2 separate regions of the Mus musculus genome follow, and region 2 is linked to region 1. The links are chromatin loops, found by intact Hi-C in ENCODE. Cell type or tissue: heart. All regions are shown on one strand. Links, peaks and the distances in the headings refer to the core of each region. The heading gives the core; the rest is flanking DNA.

What was found. Hi-C counts contacts between places; a loop is a spot of excess contacts. Peaks named below come from ENCODE experiments on the same cell type or tissue, not always from the same donor. Only the 100,000 strongest peaks of a DNase experiment are listed, where the experiment ranks them.
Region 2: a loop joins it to region 1, with 8 times the contacts of the local background. A loop is called at or near these places in 3 of 42 quality-filtered maps.

The regions. Positions count from the first base shown.
Region 1 is chr7:25,801,755-25,810,213 of GRCm38, reverse strand. It overlaps Cyp2s1 (cytochrome P450, family 2, subfamily s, polypeptide 1), which reads left to right. Exons shown (of 9, transcript NM_028775.4): 4 at 616-776; 5 at 856-1,035; 6 at 2,029-2,170; 7 at 4,156-4,343; 8 at 6,157-6,298; 9 at 6,455-7,745. The coding sequence ends at 6,651. Among named protein-coding and RNA genes, the nearest start is that of Cyp2s1, 11 kb to the left of the region's middle. In heart, for the core only: CTCF peaks have their summits at 4,281 and 4,487 (motif pointing right); DNase peaks (open chromatin) are centred at 4,333, 6,553, 7,283, 7,833 and 1 weaker place; H3K4me3 peaks cover 1,296 bases; H3K27ac peaks cover 1,940 bases.
Region 2 is chr7:25,715,440-25,723,972 of GRCm38, reverse strand. It overlaps Ccdc97 (coiled-coil domain containing 97), which reads left to right and starts at 4,938. Exons shown (of 5, transcript NM_028771.3): 1 at 4,938-5,055; 2 at 7,786-8,238. The coding sequence starts at 5,007. Hnrnpul1 (heterogeneous nuclear ribonucleoprotein U-like 1) reads left to right here. Exons shown (of 15, transcript NM_144922.3): 14 at 976-1,167; 15 at 1,610-2,812. The coding sequence ends at 1,726. In heart, for the core only: a CTCF peak has its summit at 5,078; DNase peaks (open chromatin) are centred at 3,562, 4,882 and 8,042; H3K4me3 peaks cover 1,976 bases; H3K27ac peaks cover 1,560 bases.

The DNA.
Region 1 (8,459 bases), core at 1-8,000:
GGCACACCTGTGAACAAAAAATCTTCTGGCCTTTTTTAACATCATCCATTTTTAGTTTCAACACCACAGATGCTACAACCCAAAGACAGATGTCCTGTTCTCTCTCTTTGTTGTTGTTGTTGTTGTTATTGTTGTGTGTTTTGTTTTGTTTTTGCTTTTTAAGACATGGTCTCACTCTGTAACCCCAGCTGTCCTTGAACTCCCAGCAATCCTTCTGCCTCAGCTACTTAAGGGCCTGGAATGCAGGTGTGAGCTGCCATACCTAGCTCTAATTCTCCTTCTGCCTCTTTTTATCTAATTCAGTTCTCTCTCTCTCTCTCTCTCTCTCTCTCTCTCTCTCTCTCTCTCTCTCCCTCCCTCCCTCTCTCTCTCTCTCTTTCTTTTTTTTTTTAAGATTTATTTATTATTATATATAAGTACACTGTAGCTGTCTTTAGACACACCAGAAGAGGGAGTCAGACACACCAGAAGAGGGCATCAGATCTTGTTACAGATGGTTATGAGCCACCATGTGGTTGCTGGGATTTGAACTCTGGACCTTCGGAAGAGCAGTCGGGTGCTCTTACCCACTGAGCCATCTCACCAGCCCCCTCTCTCTCTTTCTATGCCTCCCAGGACGTCCATTCAACCCTTCCATGCTGCTGGCCCAGGCCACCTCTAATGTCGTCTGTTCCCTTGTCTTTGGCATCCGTTTGCCCTATGACGATAAAGAGTTCCAGGCTGTGATCCAGGCAGCAAGTGGTACCTTGTTAGGGATCAGCTCTCCATGGGGCCAGGTAAGTGATGGGAGCCTTCTCAAGCCTCGAAACTTCCTGTCAAACACCCTGGGAATGAGCTGTCTTCCTGTGCCCACAGGCCTACGAGATGTTCTCCTGGCTACTGCAGCCCCTGCCAGGCCCCCACACACAGCTCCAGCACCACTTGGGCACCCTGGCTGCCTTCACTATCCAGCAGGTACAGAAACACCAGGGACGCTTCCAAACCTCAGGTCCTGCACGTGATGTCGTTGACGCCTTCCTGCTAAAGATGGCACAGGTGTGGAAACTTGGGAGAGGAAAGTGTCCCTCTTGAGTACAACTGACTGACTACTGGCCTAGGTGATAGCCCACATACTTAGCATATGCTGAGCCCTCATCCCTGGGATGAACTCAGGATTGGACCCTGGGGAGGAGACCATCCCTTCTTGATTCTAGTCTGTTCTTTACGGACTGCGAGCTCCTGAGGATATCTATTGCTCTCCTCCCTTTTTACTCTTCGTGAAATATGGTCTTATTCTGTTGCCTAGGCTGGCCTGGAACTCACCCTGAAACCTAGGCTAGCCTGGAACTTGCAGATATCCCCCTGTTTCTGCCTCCTAAGGGCTAACCCCCCAGGCCTGGCTTCAGGTCTCTTTCTCTACCTCCATGTCTCTGTGTACAAGTTGGTAGAGCTGTCTAGCAAGCAAGAAGCCCTGGGCCCCACCCCTAGTACCACATGAACCGGGTATAGTAGTTCACACTTATCATCCCAGCGCCGAGGAGGCAGAGGCAGGAAACCATCTTCATCTATATAGCAAGTTTGAGGCCAGCCTGAGCTACATGAGACCCCAAATGGGAGTAATGACCAATGGCTTGTCTCGGTGGGTAAAGGGACTTGGCACCAAGTCTGACTGTCTGTGTTTGATCCCCGGGATCCACACAGTGGACAGGGAGAACCAGCTGCCACAAGTTGTCCTCTGACCTCCACATGCATGCCATGGCACACACATGCCCACACATGAAATTTTAAAAGATCTTTTTTAAAAATCTTGAATCTCACCTGCCATGCCTTTAGTCCCAGCACTCAGGAGGCAGAGGCAGGTGAATGTCTGTGACTTCAAGGCCAGTCTGGTCTACAGAGCAAGTTCTAGGACCACCAGGGATACACAGAGAAACCTTGTCTGGAAAATAATAATAATAATAATAATAATAAACAACTTAAATCTAAATCCCACTTAAATAACAGATCCTCATTTCTCAAGTTGTCTCAAACATTTATTTCAATCCTCAGGAGAAACAAGACCCAGGTACAGAATTCACCGAGAAGAACTTGCTGATGACGGTCACATACCTGCTGTTTGCTGGGACCATGACCATCGGTGCCACCATCCGCTATGCCCTCCTGCTCCTGCTGAGATACCCTCAAGTCCAGCGTAAGAAACTGTTCCTGCCAGGCAGGCCCCAGGAACCTGAGCGACGGTTCCAGAGGACAGAATGTGGAGGGAGATGAAAAGGTCATGATCTAAAATTCCCCGAGAGGTCAGGGCTTCCAGAACTTCTGATCACAGTGCAAGACGTAGTGAGAGGCGAGACAAGATCCGTCTGTGCCACCTTGTCACCTTGTCCCCAGGCATGGGAGCCATAGAAGGATGTTGAGCAGGGAAGATATATGATTTATTTATGCATTTATTTTTATTTGAGATGGGATCATACTGTATAGCCCAAGCTAGCCTGCTACTCACTGTTTAGCCCAGGCTGGCCTCTAACTCAGCGTCCTGGCTTGGCTTCCCAAGTGCAGAGTGTATTAAATTACCACACCCAGTTTGCATCTGCATTTTAGAAAACCTTTGCGCTTCCAGGACAGAATGAACTGTAGGAGACTGGGACTCAGTGATGGAGTCCCTGCCTAGAGTCTCAGGGGCAATGACGGGAGCTTGAGAGCCCTTGCTTGGGATCCACTGGTGAGAGGAAGGGACGTGGCTCAATGGTAGAGTATGACGGCCTAGCAAGCATGAGGCTCTGGGTAACATTCCCAGTTAGCACCCCCGCAACACACACGTACACACACACGCACACGCACACATGCACGCACACAGTGGATTGTAAATGATGAAGGCACTCAGGAAGGTGGACAGAAACCTGAAGACCTAAGACAGGGCTAGGCCAGGCTACGGAGACAGTGGGATAGAAGCAGAACAGGCAGGTTGTGGAGAACTAGGAAGGAAGGAAGGAAGGAAGGAAGGAAGGAAGGAAGGAAGGAAGGAAGGAAGGAAGGAAGGAAGGACTTGTCCAGGGGCAGACTTGAGCTTCTAGCTGGGAAACTGCAGACAGTGTCGTTACCCTGAGCTACAGACAGGAAGGATGCTTTCTAGGGGAGGCTGAACATGGACTGTAGGTCTTGCCTGTAATCCTAGCACTCAGGAGGCCTAAAGCAGAATGATTGACACAAGTTCAAGGCCAGCCTTTTCTACATAGTGAAGGAAGACCTTGGTTACATACCAAGGGCCTGTCATAAGACAAAAGACAAAAATGCGGGGACTGTATTAAAGTCATCTTGAGCCAGGCCCACAAAAGGAGAAGAATCCAAACTTCACAAGACACTGGATCAAGCCTGGATTTTAAAAATTATAACCCGGCTAGAGAGATGGCTCAGAGGGTAAGAGAGCTTGCTGCACAAGCATGGGGACCTGAGTTCAAATCTCCACCATCCATGTAAAAAGCTCAGTACGTCTCTAGAGCACTAAGGGAGGAGGGGCTGAGATGGGAAAATCACTGCTGGCTGCCAGCCTAGCTCCAAGCCCAGTGATGAATGCTGGGGATAAGGTGGCTAGTAATGAAGCAGGACACGGGACACGGGCATCGTCCTCTGGTGTGCGTGCATACACCCAAGCACACTGTGTGCACACAACCCCCCCACACACACACCCACACACACACAAGAAGAGTCACCATCCAGGTGTGGTAGGGCACACCTGCAGTGCCAGCACATAGTAGGCTGTGAGTTTGAGGCCCAGCCTTGGTTACACATTGAGATACACTCTAGCCTGGGTTATAGGCAAAACAGAAAACAATGAAAGAGAGGTGACAGTCACAGTCAGAACTGAGGCTAGCCCAGAATGAACCACACCCCTCCCCCAGCACTTGGGAGGCAGAGGAAGATGGATCTCTGTGAGTTCAAGGCCAGGCTGGTCTATGTAGTGATTTCCAGGACAGCCAGTCTCAACACCATTTTTTGCTAGGAAAGTTAAGACAAAATAGATACAATATCCAACACAGGCTGACGAGACCCCAGGCCTACACTGCTCCTCATCGGCTGCCAGTCCCACCCCCAAACCACTGTTGTACAAGATGAGGCTTCTGGGAGAAAGATCCCAGGGTTCATCCTACCCTTGACCTGCAACCTTCCTCTTGTATTCAGAGCGCGTCCGGGAGGAGCTCATACAGGAGCTGGGTCCTGGCAGGGCTCCAAGTCTCAGCGATCGAGTTCGCCTCCCTTACACGGATGCCGTTTTACACGAGGCACAGCGGCTCCTGGCACTGGTACCCATGGGCATGCCCCACACCATCACGAGGACCACTTGCTTCCGAGGGTACACTCTGCCCAAGGTAGGTGTATGGCACAGCCAGAGCAGTTATCTCTGCCCTGGGACTTGCGTTTTGATATCCCTGTCTCTGGAGGATCCTCACCCCCAACCACCATCCACCTCTTTCTCTCCCGCCTCCACTGAAAAACAGTTCAGAATAGAACCACCGGGGGGCGATATATTCCCAATCCTGCGATAACAGCAGCAGCGGCTCTTTCTGGAATCAAATCCTTATGTTAGCCCCGTTGTTTTCTTAGCTGGAACTTGAACAAATTGCTTCATACACTGAGCCTCAATATGCTCCTCTTTGAAATCAGGAATAATAATAATAATGGTCATTTGGACTTGTAAGATGATGCTTGTAAAACATCTACCCAGCTCTTGATGGTGGATGGATGCCCTATATACATACAGAAGACAGTCACGATGTCACAACCCCTCACATTGTGTCAGCTATTGTTCTGGATGCCTTCTGTTAGTATTATTTTCTTTCATCTGCAAAGCAATCCTATGTAATCATCACACCCATTTTACAGAAGGAAAAACTAAGATGTGAGTACCCAGCCAGAGAGTGGGAAGACAAGATTTGAACCCAGAACCTAAGCTCTAATCACTTCAACCTGCCTTTCTGTTCCTTAATAACAGTCCCATGATGCTCTTCTGGGAGCTCCTTCACCTTCACAGCTCACACGCCATGGGCCAGACTCCCTAGCAAGTCATGTTTTGCCCCTCTGCTCTGGTTTCTCCGCCTGCCTTTCCCCTCTACACCAAAGCCCCAAGAATACACAAGCTCTATCTGGCCTGAGAGATAGCCTTGCAGCCCTCCCTGCCTGTCCGTTCTTGGACATCCCTCCCACACACACTCTTGTCTTTTGCCTCCCTGGGACATTCCCCAGAGAGATGGCTTCGTACAGCTACAACTTAATCTTGGAATCACAACAGACTCCCAGAATCTCAAAACAGTATAAAAATAACACACTTTGCCAGCCTCCCCCGGGGATTTCTTTGGCTGCTGCTTAAGTTCCCTGGGCCTTAGTTTCTCTATCTTTTTTATATCACCCCTCACCCACATAAGGTGCTAGGGGCTGAACCCAGGGCCTCTTACACATTAAGCAAATGTTCTATCGCGGACTTACATCCCTAGACACACACCTTTGTGGGGTTTGTGTATTTGTTTGGTTGGTTTGGTTGTTTTTCTTTTGAAATAAGATCTTGTTAAGTAGCATGGGCTGGCCTTGAACTTGCAATCTTGCCTCCTTCCTGAGCTTTATTCCAGAGATTCCAGGTGTGAGGACAGGAGTGAGGCCACTGTGTGAACCTGTTTTATACAAGGCAGTGTGTGTGAATACTGAGAGAAAACGCTTGGCTATCCCAGCATGGTGGCAGATGCCTGCTAGGCCATCACTGGGAGACTGAGACAGGAGAATTGCTGCAAGTTCAAGGCTAGCCTGGGCTACATAATGAGACCCGGTCTATTAGAAAGAAAGTAGGAGCAAATGGGAGGAGAGGGGGGGGGCACAGACGTGTTTACTTAAAAAGCATAGTGCATAGCTGAGGACCCAAGTTTTCTTCTCAGCATCCATGTTGGGTGGCTCACAGACGCCTGTAACTCCAGCTCTAGGGGGACCTGATGCTCTTGAATCCATGAATATCACACACACACACACACACACACACACACACTGACATACGTGTACATAATTCAAAATACTAAAATTAAAAAATCTAAATACAAATAAATCTTTAAAAAAAACAAATCTTAATTTTTAATCAGGTTATCTTAAAAGTATGGGTGTAGAACACCCAACTGTGTGAGCTTTTCCCTGTCTCCTCAGGGCACTGAGGTCTTCCCTCTGATTGGCTCCATACTGCATGACCCTGCGGTTTTCCAGAACCCAGGAGAGTTCCATCCAGGCCGCTTCCTGGACGAAGATGGTCGGTTGAGAAAACACGAAGCCTTCCTGCCCTACTCCTTAGGTATCTACCGGGTTTTAGGGATAATTGGAAGGTGCTAATTGGCCAGTGGTGTGAGCTCCAGTTGAGGAGCACGTTCCTGCACCCCAGGGTCTCTGTCGGCTCCCCATATCTGTGGAGCCAGATGTGACCGCAGCTGACTCAGTCCTTCCCTGCCAGGTAAGCGAGTCTGCCTGGGAGAAGGCCTGGCTCGGGCGGAGTTGTGGCTTTTCTTCACTTCCATCTTGCAAGCCTTCTCCCTGGAGACCCCGTGCCCGCCGGGTGACCTGAGCCTGAAGCCAGCCATCAGTGGACTTTTCAACATCCCCCCGGACTTCCAGCTGCGGGTCTGGCCCACTGGCGACCAGTCCAGATGAAGGAAGGAGTTTGGAAGGTGGGAGCCCTCTGGGCTGAAAGAGCCTTACTCAGGGTGTGTGTGAAGCAGGTGTCTCAGAAGCAACATCACACTACACACCACGTATCAAGGCAGCTGTGGAGACCAGGGACCACACCACTACACAACCGCACAGCAACTGATGCATAGGCTTCTTTTTGGAGAGGGCTGTCTGAAACGGGGATCTTGTTATGTGGTGACACAAGCCGAACTCAAACTTGTGATCCTCCCGCCTCGGTGTCCTGCTCGCTGGAATTACAGGTATGCGCCACCATGAGCTGCATAGGCTTTCAGCCTACATCATGTAATATAGGCCATCTGGAATTGCAAGCATATAGCTAGATACCCCGCTGTCCACCACACGACTCTGTATGCTCACAACTCTAATCCAGCGACTGCCTACACAAACACACAAACAACCCAACCGTATTCAGGACTCTTAACTCTGTCTAACACGCTCAGCACCGCTGTTGCTGGGTCCCCGCCATAGAAAACAGCAAGCCCCAGCTGGGGTCATGTCACAGCCAGAACGATGTTCTGTCTACTCCCATGGATGACCTCACCACCATCCAGGCTCATGAGTGGCTCTATCAACGGCCACCAGCCAGTAATCCACACAGCCAAACCGTATGTGACAAGATCTTGGCCCTTCCAAACTTCTTCCCACTGAGGCACACCGTGACGACATACTATTCCCCAGTCACGTCCACACCCATGCCCCTCCAGCACGCTCCTTCCAACAAATGTTCCCAAATATAAAGGTTTCCTGGTCTGTGATTGTGCACACAGACCTTCTACAAATGAGGACCAGCGACCCAAAGAAAAAGGGTTTCCCAGTCATGTTATCAGGGGCCTGCTCTCAAACGCATTCTGATCTCTGAGCTGCCTGCAAGTCCTCATGAGAGTGCTGGAAATGTATCCTCCTCCTGGAAGGACTAACTGGCCTCACAGGGATGATGCAGGGGAGTGCTGTTAGCTGTTTCCAGCCCTCCTTATCAGGACAGAAGCCATAGCTGACCTCTTTGTGACTTGAAGGTTCCCGTTTTGCAATAAAAGTTTGTTTCTGGCCCGAACGGACCCCCTCTGCCTGTGTGAGTAAGGGGGTGGGGACGAGGGAGCCCGCCCCTCCCCTGAGGCTGGGAGGGAGCCGAAAAACATGGTTACCGCCCACCTCGCCCACGCCCACCTCGCTGCTTACATCAGTGCCAGATGTGAAGCTGAGGGGGAGGGAAGGGAAAGGACAGGGCTGGGGCTGTCTGCTGTCCTGCTTCAGGATCACTGGAAAGTCTTCGGCCAACAACAGATCTGGTCTCTGGAAGGGCTCCAAATCTGAAAGCACATACTGACACACAGGCACTAAGGACACAGGCCAGGGCATCCTACGCTTGGTTCCACTACCGTGCTTTCCCTCCCTTTCCCTCCTGGTTGTTTTTCCCCTCACTCATTTTGTTGTTTTGTTTTGTTTTTCCAGACAGGGTTTCTCTGTGTAAATCTGGCTGTCCTGGAACTCACTTTGTAGACCAGTCTGGCCTTAAACTCAGAAATCTGCCTGCCTCTGCCTCCCAAGTGCTGGGATTAAGTCGTGTGCCACCACTGCCCGGCCTTTTTTTTTTTTTTTTTTAAACAACCATCAATTCTATCGACTCTGCCTGGAGATGTAGCTTACCATGTATAGAGCCCAGAGTTCCATCTTCATTACTGACAGAAATAAAAAATAAAGTGACCACTAACTTTCTGCTAGGTCTGTTTCACTTATCACCCTTTGTTAAGGTTATTTTAAGAAAAATATTA
Region 2 (8,533 bases), core at 72-8,071, 86 kb after region 1:
AGTCAGCTTGACCCTTCTGGTCCTTGTTTCCACATAAAGGACAGAAACATTACTAGGAATCACTTGTGAAGTTTCTGTGAGGTGATGGGGACTGTAGCTTAATGAAGCCTCTGGAACTGGGCAGACCTGGGTTAGTCATTCTAATAGTGTGACTTGGCCCAACAACCTCGCTTAGATTTTCTTTTTAGAGTTCATTATTTTTTAAATTTACTTTATGTGTGTGTGTTTATATGTGTTTGTATGTGCCCCACCTGTGTGCAGTACCTGCAGAGGTCAAAAGAGGATATTGGCTTCCTTGAAACTAGAGTTATAGACAGTTGAGTTACTGTGTAGGTGCTAGGAACTGAACCTGGAGCCTCTGTAAGAGCAACCAGTACTCTTTTAAATATGTATGTATGTATGTATGTGTATGTACTGTAGCTGTCTTCAGACACACCAGAAGAGGGAGTCAGATCCCATTACAGATGGTTGTAAGCCACCATGTGGTTGCTGGCATGTGAACTCAGGACCTCTAGAAGAACAGTCAGTGTTCTTAACCGCTGAGCCATCTCTCCAGCCCCAGCCTCAGCTTCCATCTCTAAAATAAAGCTAGTGAATATGCCAGGCTTGCTGATGAGATGGAATGGGTTACTGATCCACTCTGCATGAAAGGCTCCTAGCATCTTGTCACCACTGCTTTTCTCAGCAGCTCTCACAGTGGCCATTTGCCACCATTTCCTGAGTACCCAGCACTTTGTGCATGCAAGCTTATTGAACTACCAAGGCACACCAAGAGCGAGACCAGGCTGACATTGTAGACTGTGAAGCAGGTCTTTGAACTGCCTTGTGTGCTGCTGCTCTCGGGTTTCAGCCTAGGGTCAGCTGCTTCCCAGACCCATCCTTGCACTTTAGAACAGACTTGCCTCCATCCAGGAACCTGTGTGCATACCAATGTGTGCTGTCTGTCTCATGGAGTGTTTGCCTTTTTCTACTCAGCCGAGTTACAGCCAGCCACCCTACAACCAAGGAGGCTACACCCAGGGCTACACAGCCCCACCACCTCCACCTCCGCCACCACCTGCCTACAACTATGGGAGCTATGGCCCCTACAATCCTGCCCCCTATACACCCCCACCACCCCCAACTGCCCAGACCTACCCTCAGCCCAGCTATAACCAGTATCAGCAGGTGAGTACAAGATGGGCCTTCCGGTAAGGCTTCTGGGAGCATTCTTGGGTGTGCATTCAGATTTGGGTTCCTGCCTGTTTCTGAAATATGGGCAGCTGCTTGTCTCAGGCTTTTGATAAACTGGTCTTTAATGGCCGATGTGTAGCCCTGGACCCCAGTGCAGCAAACCTTCCTAGCTAAGCTAGGCCTCCAACGTAGCCAAGGGGTGCCAAGTTCCATTCCAAGTTGGTGCTGGGGCTGCCACACCTGAAAAGGACAGCCAGCCAGCAAGCCACAAGACCAAGACTGCTTTCCCATTTATGTGACATCAAGTCACCCCTTACCTTTCCAAAGCATTTTGGTTTCTGTCAAAGAACCCATGTGATGAGGGTGGACCACAAAAGGAGAGAAGGGACAGTCTGGAGTGCAAGAGATAACTTGATATTCTTGTTCTCTCCCCCAGTATGCCCAGCAGTGGAGCCAGTACTATCAGAACCAGAGCCAGTGGCCGCCATACTACGGGAACTACGACTATGGAGGCTACTCGGGCAGCACACAGGGGGGCACAAGCACACAGTAGCCGGTGCTGGAGCCTTCAGAGGCTCGTGCCGGCTGCTTCTAATAGCACCTGCCTTGGCCCCTTTTTCCCCTCTGAGTCCTGTGGTGCTGGGGACAGAGTTATCCCAGGGCTGCCTCTCTCTAGCCCACTTTTTCCAGAGGAGCTTCTCTCTTCATACAGGCCAGGCATTTTCCTCTCTGGATTCCAACAGGCAACAGTGAGCTTTTCTTTTATCTTTGTCCCTCCACTTCCTCCTCCCCTGCCTTCTTAGCTAAAGAAGCCTCCCTTGTGAGGCCACAGTGACTGGGGAGGAGCCTTGCCTGTCTGCCCCTCCCTACTCTGCTTTTTAGCCCCTTGGCTTCCCAGACTCTCATGCAGTTGGTTGTAAATTCTTCCAGGAGCTGTTTTTCTGTCTACTTTTCAGGATTTAAAAAAAATTTTTTTCAAAAACTTTAAAAAAAAAAAAAGTTTAAGAAGCAAATTGCAGAGGGAGGAAGCATTGACTTTTTTTGGTAATTATGCTTTTTTTTTTTTTTTTTTAATTTTTAGAATTTGTCTGTTTTTACTGTGGGTCAGCCGTTGATACTTCATCAAATAACCATTTCTTTGCTGAGTTCAGGTAACCGAGGAAGAGCCACACCCTCGAAACAACAAAATCACCTTTAACCTAACTTTTTATATGATGTCTCAGTTCCCCGTAACTTTGCACACAAGCGTCTGTTCAGTTGGATTGTAACTGCTTTTTGTACTTGGAGAGAGTGTGACTATTGAACTTGAAACCTTTTACTCCAGGAGTCGTGGTAGTTTCTGGTGGGCATAAGCGGGTGAGAGGGTGAAGGGAAGGTGGGGGTGGGGCCAGCTTCCCTTTAGACCCTAAAGTTCCTCCACCACCACCACCACCACCACCTCCACCTCCACCACCACCTCCACCTCCATTGCTCTTCCAGGTGCCAGACCTGCAATGTTTTACAGTGGTCCTTTTGATTACTCTCACTTCCCGAATGTTCTAACCGGACCTTAGCAAACCGCACTTATTACAAGATGTTTTACCCTGTTTTGTTTTGTTTTCTTTCAATAAATGACATGGCACCTCTTATCAGGAAGGAAGCAGGGTTGAAACCCTGAAGTGTTACTGCAGTTGGCCTTTAATTGGGATGGGAACCTTTGAAGGGGAAATGCCTCGATCATTTATTTAAACAAAGTGGGTCTGTACTTCACATAACCCAGATGCTCCTTGTGCAGGGACAGACAGGTGAGAGCTGTAAGAATGAGACTATGCTGGCGCAGGCCCCTCTCCGGGTGTGTTGCCCAACCTACCCTAAGGTCCAGCCTGGATGCTGCTCTCAGGGTGGCCCTGTACCGCCACCTGTGCAGGTGTTGGCTGCCTACTCTTCCCTACCTATCATCCTGAACAGTTCTAGGGATGTGAGCACTGCAGAAATGACCCTAGCCCCTCTTCTTGGAGTTCCTCCTCTAGGGAATACAAATTTGTAACCAGTTACAGCGCCAAGCATTTAGAGAGACCCTGAAGTAATAGGCAGGGCTTTCTGGAAAAGAGGAAAATGCAGGGTGAGCTGTGGGGTGGGACTCTAGCCCACTGTCCTTTCTAGCTTCATTTCTCCTGTGCAAGCTGTGTTTTTCACATCTGATGCAGTGTGTGGGCAGCTCGCCCAGCTCCCTTGTAGAAACTAGGGAGCCTTTGAAGAGCCACAACCTATCAAAAGAAGCTGGGGGTTGTGACAAGAGCCTGTATCCAAAGGTATGCATACCACTTACAGTGCCCCAGGACCTAGGTGCAACATGGCTAGACACCAGGAGGGAGTAGATGCAAGGCTGAGGGGGGACCATGTCGGTGCCTAAAAGATACTTGTCACTGGGCTGTGGTGGCACGCTCCTTTAATCCCAGCACTTGGGAGGCAGAGGCAGGTGGATTTCTGAGTTCCAGGACAGCCAGGGCTATACAGAGAATCCCTGTCTGGGGGAGGGGGGAAGGGGAGGAGAGACACTTGTCAAGTTGCTCTAGGAGAAGGTAAGGAGGGGTCCTTGTCCCTAGCCTGGGAAATGCTGCTCTTGGCATATGTGTGTTGGGCAGCATCGCCCTCTGCTGGCCATTCCTGGTGATGCAGCTGGGTTTTTACCAGGCCATTCCCCAAATGTCGGGAATGCTTACCAAGTTCTAACTCTTCCAAACCTGTTTCAAGATTAATGCACCACCTTCCTCGTTGTGATCTCCAGTTCCTTTCCTTGGTTCCCTACCCCAAACCTTATGGGTTCCAAACACCTCATAGGGCTACGAAGCCCTTTATGATCTGACACTGACACGTGGCCTCCATTTTTTTTTTTGAGTCTGGGTTCTCTGGCTGCCCTGGAACTCGCTCTGTAGACCTGGCTGGCCTCGAACTCAGAAATCTGCCTGTCTCTGCCTCCCAAGTGCTAGGATTAAAGGTGTGCACCACCACTGCCCAGCTTCCAATAATCTTTTATTTTTTGCTTTCTTGAGAAAAACTTGCCATGTAACCCTGGCCGGCCTTATTCAAGACAAGATTTCGTCAAACCCTCAGTGATATCCCTGCCTCTGTCTCCTGAGTGCTGTATGCTCTGCATAGTAAACAGTTAACAGCACCCAGAAGTACCTTTGTCAGCAAAACTGCCTGAAGTACTTCCTAACTCCTGCCCATGCCTTTCAGGTCTCATCTGGGGGCTTTATCCCTGCCAGAAAGTCTCTGACCCTGCCTGTGGTGAGCAGGTCCTTCCCTTTTACACAGCGAATTCCTCATATCTGCAGGTTTCCTTCTTGTTTGGAAACACAAAGGTTCTCCCCCCAATTTAATCTCATGCCAGCCCTACAGGCTGGATGTGATGATAGAAGGAAGTCAAATCTACAGAGAGCACAAAGTTGGATGAGATGGTTCGGCGGTTAAAGATGCTTGCTGCCAACCTTGACTGAATTTTATCCACACTCCCATAAGTTGTCTTCTGACCGCATAAGTATTTTTAAGAGGACTCGAGGGTCTATGCGATAGGGCCAATACAACCACTCCAAATATTAACACACGAGGACCTCAAGTTAGAGTAGCGATCAAATGACACACGGTCCCCGCTGACTTTCCCATTTGATAGGTTTAAGATCCATCAGCGGGGCTACGCATGCGCATAAGAGAAGGCCCGCCTTTGACCCGGAACTTTGATGCTTGGGTGCCGCATAAAGACGCTTGCGTAACCGGAAGTACCTGCGGGTACCTAGGGTCCAGCCTGGCTTCCGGAGCCCGCTGTGGCGGTTACTGTGTTGAAGAGACCTGTTATGGAGGCGGTGGCAGCTGCAGAGGTGACGGAGAGGAAGCCGGATAATGGTGAGACGTTTGCCAGGCTCAGGTGACCGGAGGGTGCTCTTGCGGTGTGACCAGGAAATGGTTCCGGCAAGCGCTGAGGACTCTAGGAAGTCTGACCGCCGCTTACTGGCACTTTCAACACTTGGTCCACCTTGTGGGTCTGGTTATTCGGCCTTGTAGCAGGTTGACGTTTCCCTTCTTCTTTGAAATGAACCCCTTTCCATGTCCTAGGCTAACCCACTTTTTTTTTTACCATGCCAACGCTTCAAGCAAATAACAACTCTCCTGCAGATTCTTCCAGTCTCAGACCAACCTTTCTCAAGTTAACATCATTTCTGTGCCAACCTGAGTTTCTCCGTATCCCAAGCTAGCTCTCCTCTTGTCCCATGAAAGCTCACATCAAACCAACAGCCCCCATTGCATTCTAACCCTTCCTGACCCCAACGTCTGCCTCTTTAGGTCCTAAAGTTCTCATTCCGCCCCTTTAGGTCCTTTCTCCCTCGCACCTTCAATGCCTTTTACTTTGCTACTGACTTCCTACAAGTATTGGCTTGGGGGGGCGGGGGCGGGGGCTTTTGTTTTGTTTTGTTTTGGGGTTTTGTTCACAGCCTTTTATTATTGCCAAGGTCAGCCTCCAAATTGCTGTCCTCCAATCCCAGGTCCCAAGGTACTGAGTTTACAGCCCTGTGCCACCACGCCTGTCTTTAATGTTTCATAGTAGTCTGATGTGCGATGACAACTTGGAACTGGGAGTTACTGAAGCTGAATAGCAGATTATGAATGTAGAGGCAGAGGTGTGTTCTAGTGTGTGTTTCAATCTTTGATAATCTCCAATTGTGGTGATTTATATCTGTAACCCCAGCACTTGGGAGACTGAGGCAGGAGATTACCCTTAAGTTTGAAGACATCCTAAACTACATAGTGAGTTCCAGACTACAAAGTCAAACCCTGTACTATGAGGCCCTGCTTCAAAGTATATATATTAACATTTTCTGTAACAAAATTGTATGTATCTTTTAAACTTTCTGGTGCTGGGCCTCAAGCCTTACAAATGCCAATCACATTTGCTACCATGAAGCCATAAAAGAGAATCTGGGGCAAGATGTGGTGAAATGGGCCTATAGTCAGGAGCCTAGAAGGTTCAAAGCCAGGGATTAAGGCCGTAGCTTATTAGTGGGATGTTTGCATAGCATGCCTGAGGCCCTGGGTTCAATCCCCAGCACCATCTAAACTGTGTGTGGTAGAGCAGGCCTGTCCTCCTAGCACTGCCAAGACACTGCTCATAATTTTCTTACCCATCACCTACTACAGCGTGCTCTCCACCCTGAACTTGTTCCAGTCAGGTAGGATCCCCAGGGACGTCCATTCATGGCTATTCAATCTACTTGATTAGAGTTTTGTTGTTTTGTTACATTCTCATTGTTATTCATTCATTTGTTTGATTGTATATTTATTTATTTGAGGTGGGGTTTCACCCTGTAGCCTAGGCTGACCTAGAACTCACTATGTAGTCTAGCCTGGTCTAAAACTCATGAATCATTCTACCCCAGCCTCCTGAATGCTGGGGCTATTTGTGTGTGTGTGTGTGTGTGTGTGTGTGTGTGTGTGTGTGTGTATGCATACATACATACCTGCCCAGCATCCAGACTGTTTTCTTACTATACTGCTTCCAGCAGCCAGTGCCAGCCACCTGGCACAGTTGCCTTATGAGAGAAACAATATGCACTGCTTCCCTTCTGTTTCTCAGGCTGCTCTTTCTTAGCTCTTCCAACTGCTATACCAAAGACCAGAAACTGGGTGTTTGGTTTTTTGTTGTTGTTGTTTCCTTTTCGGTTTCTCGAGACAGGGTTTCTCTGTGTAGCCCTGACTGTCCTAGACTTGATTTATAGACCAGGCAGTACTCGAACTCACAGGTGTTCCCCTGCCTCTGCCTCCCAAGTGCTAGAATTTGTGAGCTGCCATGTGGATGCTGGGAATTGAATCTGGACTCTGGAAGAGCAGCAGCCTATGCTCTTAAACGCTGAGCCATCTCTCCAGCTACAAGATGTCACTTTCCTGGCAAGCCTGCTACCCTGCAGTTTAAAAGTGAGCCATCCTAACATTTGCTGCTTCTGTCTTTTTTAGGCTTTTCATTGGATACTTTATTTATCATCATCATCATTTTGTTATCATTGGTGTTTTGGATTTTGTTGTTTGTTTTTTGAGATTTTTATTTTGAAATTCAATATCACTGTGTAGGCCTGGCTGGCCTTGAACTCAGAGAGATCCACTTGCCTCTGCTTCCTCCACGCTGAAACTGAAGGTGTGTACCACCATACCAGGCTTGTCCGACTGTCTTTCTACCTAGCCAGGGAAGCACGTAATATATTCCATGGTTGTTTGTTTGTTTGTTTGTTGTTTTTTCGAGACAGGGTTTCTCTGTATAGGCCTGGCTGTCCTGGAACTCACTCTGTAGACCAGGCTGGCCTCGAACTCAGAAATCCACCTGCCTCTGCCTCCCGAGTGCTGGGATTAAAGGCATGAGCCACCATGCCTGGCATATTCCATGGTTTTGTTAATTAGTTAGACTATTGACTGTGCAGCATCACGGCCTGTTCACCATGGTCTCTCTGTCTAAGGCCTAGAACATTACCCAGAATGTAGCAGGTACTCAGTAAACGTGAGCTGTTTGAATGTGTCAGTTCCCAGCCTCCTCCTGCCTAAGCCCCCTTCCCCTGATGCCCTTAACTAAAGACTCCTCTTGACTCTCAGACGGCGTGGAGCCCAGAGTTGTGCACTGGGGGGAGCTGAGCCAGACTCCCATTCCATCTGGACCGCAGGAGAAGGAGACAGCAGAGAGGACACCAGACATCCCCAACAGTGGCAGCTCCCAGGCAGAGAGCCCGGCTGTGAGTGCCATGTTGCATGCCATCGCTGCCAGCCACCTGCCTGTGTGCAGCCAGCAGCAGGGTGAGCCTGATCTGACAGAGCCTGAGAAGGTGGCCATCCTGGGCCAGCTGTATCACAAGAAGCCGCTGGTGTTCTTGGAGCGCTTCCGCACAGGCCTCCGGGAAGAGCACCTGGCATGCTTCGGCCATCTGCGTGGAGACCACCGTGCTGATTTCTACTGTGCCGAGGTGGCCCGGCAAGGCACTGCCCGGCCTCGAACCCTGCGCACCCGCCTGCGTAACCGGCGTTATGCTGCCCTGCGTGAGCTCATCCAAGGTGTGGGGGGATGGTGGGTGAGGGGGACAGAGGTGGGAGGACAGGAGGACTGAAGCAGAGCAGGAGCCCAGAGAAATCCTTGGAGGTAGGTTTTGAGACAAAGAGACCAGAGGCACCGACCCTGGAGAAGTAAGGGAGAGAAAGATAAGCAGACAGGGTCAGAATGCAGATGACGGAGTGGCATCTGTGTGACACAGTCTCACTATCTAGTGCCCAGGCTGTCCTTGAACCCAAATTCCCCAGCCTCAGCCTTTCACATGCAGAAGTGGCACTGTAGATGGTCACTGTCCTCTGA